Regions from separate parts of the Homo sapiens genome. Here region 2 is linked to region 1. A link is a loop called in an ENCODE intact Hi-C map of the cell type or tissue named here. Cell type or tissue: HCT116. All regions are shown on one strand.

The links. Peaks named below come from ENCODE experiments on the same cell type or tissue, not always from the same donor. Only the 100,000 strongest peaks of a DNase experiment are listed, where the experiment ranks them.
Region 2: a loop joins it to region 1, with 5 times the contacts of the local background. A loop is called at or near these places in 11 of 110 quality-filtered maps.

Annotation. Positions count from the first base shown.
Region 1 is chr18:47,771,524-47,774,023 of GRCh38, forward strand. No RefSeq gene overlaps it. Among named protein-coding and RNA genes, the nearest start is that of SMAD2, 160 kb to the right of the region's middle. In HCT116, a CTCF peak has its summit at 1,295 (motif pointing right); a DNase peak (open chromatin) is centred at 1,318; H3K27ac peaks cover 338 bases.
Region 2 is chr18:48,001,877-48,004,376 of GRCh38, forward strand. No RefSeq gene overlaps it. Among named protein-coding and RNA genes, the nearest start is that of SMAD2, 72 kb to the left of the region's middle. RefSeq lists enhancers at 798-1,299, 1,072-2,271, 1,300-1,799. In HCT116, no CTCF peak of the experiment used is centred here; DNase peaks (open chromatin) are centred at 1,295 and 2,045; H3K4me3 peaks cover 800 bases; H3K27ac peaks cover 1,918 bases.

The DNA of each region.
Region 1 (2,500 bases):
CTTGGGTTACCATAGTGAAATGTGATGTTACCATAGTGAAATGTGACAAACGGGGTCTTACCTTTAGATGCCCAGAGCCTAAGAGGGCTACCGACAAGCAAATGGGAAAATACAATGGAGAGTGTCAAATGCAATGAGCATGTGAGTTCCACGTACCAGGGAGGAAGACGGGGGAAGGTTCCCAAACTCAGAGTGGCCATTAGGGATGCTTGCCAGAGGAAGTGGCAACTAAGCTGGGAAGACAAAGGGCTCTGTAATACCATCCTCCCAGCTTCAACCTGACTTACATTCAGTAACATGTCATGGACCCATCACTTGATGGTCAAACCTTCCGTGGCTTCTATTGCATATTCAGCCTCCAACACCCAGTGGGATGCTGAGCCCCATTGCTTTACACTCTGATGTGGGAACTGGGGCCTTCCTTTTTGTTATCCCAAAGCAGCTGCCTTCCAACCTCAGGGAGGATGGTACAGGGAGCACCCCTGTTGAGGAGGCGGCCTCAGCTTCCTGCCCTGCTCTGCCCCAGGCCCAAGGCAGTTGGTCTGGTCCTATGGGTCCACTGCACATGGAGGGTGGAAGGAACTAGAAAGCAGGACTCTCACCCTTCCCCCTGGACTCCACCCACCAGAAGCATGCTGAGCTAAATGCAGGTTCTTGACCCCAGGCAGCCCAAGCGGGGGTGTCAGGGGAGGAGGCAAGGAGGCTGGGGAAGGTGGGAGTGTTTATCTTCAGTGGGACTTCCAGTGGAAAGACTGGATCCAAATCCGTCTAGCTGTGTAGGCTTAGGCAAATCACATCACCTACATGGGCCTCACTGTCCTTATCTGTGAATTGGACTCAGACAGGACCTGCCTCTCCCGATGGAAGTAGGGTGAAGGCGTTGATTTGAGGGAAGCCTTCTGAGATGTACAAAGCTCTGCCTTTATTCTGGCCAGGGTTCCTTAGGTCTTCTACCCCTAGTTAAGGCAAAACTTCCTCCCTCCCAAACCAAGGCCACTCTTGCCACACCCTCTACCCAGACCAGACCAGGGCTAACATGGTTCCTGACTCTCAACTCCCATGCAGCCTCCTGAGGGGGCTCAGAAGCCAAGTGCAGAGTGAACGAGGAGAAGGAATGTGACCTGCCAGGGTTTCCCTTCCATATTTGGACCAGAACCATTCTCCATCTCTTGGGAGGGAAGGCAGCTGCACCCAGATTCCAAAAACTCCTCCCAGAGCCTTTCCTAGGGCTTGTCCAGACAGGAAGTCGGCCCAGGGGTTTTCCAATTGCCCAAAGGTGCTATGCACCCCACCACCAGAAGGCGGCGCCCAGGAATCAGCCACTGCCTGTGTCTCCACTCCGTGGCTCCTAACAAAGCTCTTAACTCCTAAGTGCAGAGGCTGAAGCAGGAAGGACCTCGAGGGAGATCATCCACGCCAGCCTCCTTAAAGTTTTGAAAGTCACAGGCTCCTTTGAGAAACCGATGAAAACTACTGACCCTCTCCCTGGAAGAATGCCTCGGCACAGCCGCTCACTATGGTCACACAGATTCAGAACACCCTTGGACCCCCCAGACACACCGCCCAAGGATGCCCTAGGATTTCTTGTAATCCCGCCCAGGAAGCTTGCCCCATCAGCTACCCCCTCAAGGCCTAGAGGCTAAATCAGGCCCAGCACCTCTGCTCCCTGTGGTCAGCCCACGCCTGTGTTTATCCTGGTGATACCAGTCAACGGCTTCAGCAAAGGAGGCTGAAAGAAAGCCAAGGTCATCTTGTTCGAAGACAGGGGTTTATAAAAGTTGGTGGGAGTGGGTACTTCGCGACTTGGAGGATTATGAACTGACTGATTGTCTAGGAGCCTCAAACCTGGAATTAAAAAAAAAAAAATCATGCCGGGGGCAGTGGCTCATGCCTGTAATCCCATCACTTTGGTTAGGCCAAGGCAGGAGGATCACTTAAGGTCAGGAGTTCGAAACCAGCCTGGCCAACCACATCTCTACTAAAAATACAAACATTAGATAGGCATGGTGGCGTGTGCTTGTACTTCCAGCACCTCGGGAGGCTGAGGCAGGAGAATTGCTTGAACCCAGGAGGCAGAGGCTGCAATGAGCCAAGATTGCACCACTGCACTCCAGCCTGGGCGACAGGGTGAGACCCTGTCATTAAAAAAAAAAAAAAAAAAAAAAATCAATAACTAATGCTCTTTTACCCAAAAGGAATCAGGGAGAGAGGGTGGCATTGGAGAGGGAGGGAGCAGGGGGAGGCAGGACTTAGGACGCAGGAGAGACTGCCCCCTTCTCTGCGCCCTGTGGGCTGCTCTGAAGGTCTCGGGGAGCCCATGCACTTTGCACAACAGGTCACAAGGCATTGATTTCTGGGGTAGCGGAATTACCCCTAACAAGACTGTAAACTAACAGTCCAGGAGAAGAAATAAAAGGGCACAAATGAAATGCTGAGAGAATCATGGACTGACAGAAGTGAAGGAGGACCAGTAGAAACAGAGGTCTCAGTCACCTTGCCC
Region 2 (2,500 bases), 230 kb after region 1:
TCGAGACCAGCCCTGGCCAACATGGCGAAACCCCATCTCTACTAAAAATACAAAAATTAGCCAGGTGTGGTGATGCGCGCCTGTAGTCCAAGCTACTCAGGAGGCTAAGGCAGGAGAATCGCTTAAACCTGGGAGGCAGAGGTTGCAGACAGCTGAGATTGTGCCACTGCACTCCAGCTTGGGCGACAGAGCAAAGAAAAAACAAACAAACAAACAAACAAAACCACTAGAACACTAGCGGTCAGTGACCTCTGGGGCGGGGGGCCTTGGCCAGTGAAGTACTGTGTGTAAACCTTGATTTTTGTGGTTAGCTGTGTCACTTTGAATAGCCATAGCCATTTACACTCTCTCAACCTCAATTGCATTATTTATTATAACAGAGATAATAATTACTTGAAGTGTTCAAAGTACCAATGGGGTAGACAGATGATGCCCTAAAATCTACGTTGCTGTTCTTTAATATCAGTCACACTTGGAGTCCTTGAGTGTGGGCCTCCAGCACTTCCGAGATGGCTCCCTGCCTTTAGTTGCCGCTTACTGACTTGGGGGCAAAGGTAGAGGTAGGGGGCTATGAACATTCTCCTCTAGCCTGCTCTCGTTACTCAGCAGCAGTGATAACTACCCTTTTCTGAGCACGTCCCACATTCCAGACACTACGCACTGGCTCACTGTAGCCCTATGAAGAAAACACTATTGGTGTGATTCCCATTTTGCAAGGAAACTGAGGCACACAGAGGGAAAGTAACTTGCCCAAGGTGTCTTTCCATTACCAAGTGTCCAATTCAAGATTTGAACTCAATACTAGTGATTTGTTACACAGATGCACAGGCCATGTGTGTGGTGTGTGTGCATGTGTGTGTGTGTGTGTGTCTGGTGTGTGGGGAGGGAAACACTGGCTGTTTGAGATCCCTGAGCTGAGGAAGGTGAGCACAGAGTGAGCAGCAGTTGAAGGTGCCCCACGCTGCCCAGTTTGGGGATTCCAAGCAGGAGGGCCCGGGAGTAGCTGTCCCACTGACTTGAATGCACTTCAAGCCCTCTCTTGTTTCCCTAGGGCCGAGCTCTCTTAGCCTCCCAGCCCCAGTTTCAGGCCTCCTGGGTGGCATCCTCAGCTCACCTGCTGACTCCTTCTCTTCATCTAGGCCACTTCACTCCCTCTGGCCCCTGCTCAGTGCCTGGGCCTCGGCCTGGTGGCCTCTGGCCTGGCCAGGGGCATGCGGATGGCAGTGGCATTCCAGCAAGGGTGAGATCACCACCCATCGCCCTGGAGAACAGGCTGCCAGGGGAGGTGTCTGCGTCACTTGTGGCCTTGTTGGCAGATCATAAAAGCTGGAAATGCCTGATGAGGTAATTGTGCCCCAGGGCCCTGGGGGCCAGACCCTGCGGGCTCCCTCCATGGCTGCCACTTCCCATCACCTCCCTCTGGAGAGGCAGAGTGAGCAGGCTGCTTTTCTCTTCTTTTGCTTCACTGTGGGCCCCCTTCTGGCCCCTGGGAGGAGAGGGCAGAACCTCCATCTTCATGCCAGGGAGCCCCAGCTCCCCAAGTCTTTGCCAACAACTCTGAGACCCTGCCCTGTGGGGCCCTCCTCCAGGAGGGTCCAAGTAGCTGTTCCGTTGATACAGAGGGGTGTGGAAGAGTAGGGAAGGGGAAGCAATAAATAAAATAATGCTGATGTAAGAGGCTTGGTTTGAGCCAAGCTGCCTGGGAGAGACCCAGAGTCTAGAGCTAGTGTTGCTCACTGGCAGGGCTTGTCCATGCCTTTTCTGACTCTCAGTTTCCTCATCTGTGAAATGGGTGTGTTGGCCTAGAAACGAGGATCTTAATCTGCTGGGAGTGCAGATCCCTCTGAGGCTAGAGGCAAAACCGTGAGAACATGAATTCTAGAGCAGAAGGCTGACGCCTTTCCTTGGATGCTACCGTCAGGTCCCCAGTGAAGTTGGGTCTTTAAAATCCTGCCCCACCTAACAATCTCTGTTGCTTGAAGGTCACCAGGAAATGACACAGAAGCCTTTGGAGTGGTGCCCAAATGCTCACGTAGGCCTGCACCCTGCAGCTCTGAGGGCCCAGCCCCTAGGAAAGGGAGGGCAGTAGTTCCATGTGCTTCTCAGAAGAGCTGGTGCCAACAGGGTCCCTTTGAAGTTCCTGCTTAGGTCCTGGGCCCCAAAAGGAATGGCACAAAAAGACAGCCCGTCCCCGTCCTCCTTATAGCCTCATGGTGCCTGGTGCCATAAGATGGAGTGACGCAAATGTTCAGGCTGGGGAGGAAGTGTTGGGTCCAGTGTCTGAGGTCAGCCACATCACAGAGGTTCTTGCTCTGCTCAGGCTCTGGAAAGAATTTCTGCCCTGCAGCTGCAGTCAGCCCAGCTGGAGCTGAAAGAGTGGAAACTGCAGTAACAAAGCAATTAAAAAGCTGCAAAAGATCATCAGCTTGCTGACCACATTTCAAAGAATGCGAGAAAGCAGGTGATCATATTCCCAAGCCTCCAGCTTCTGTGAGAACCC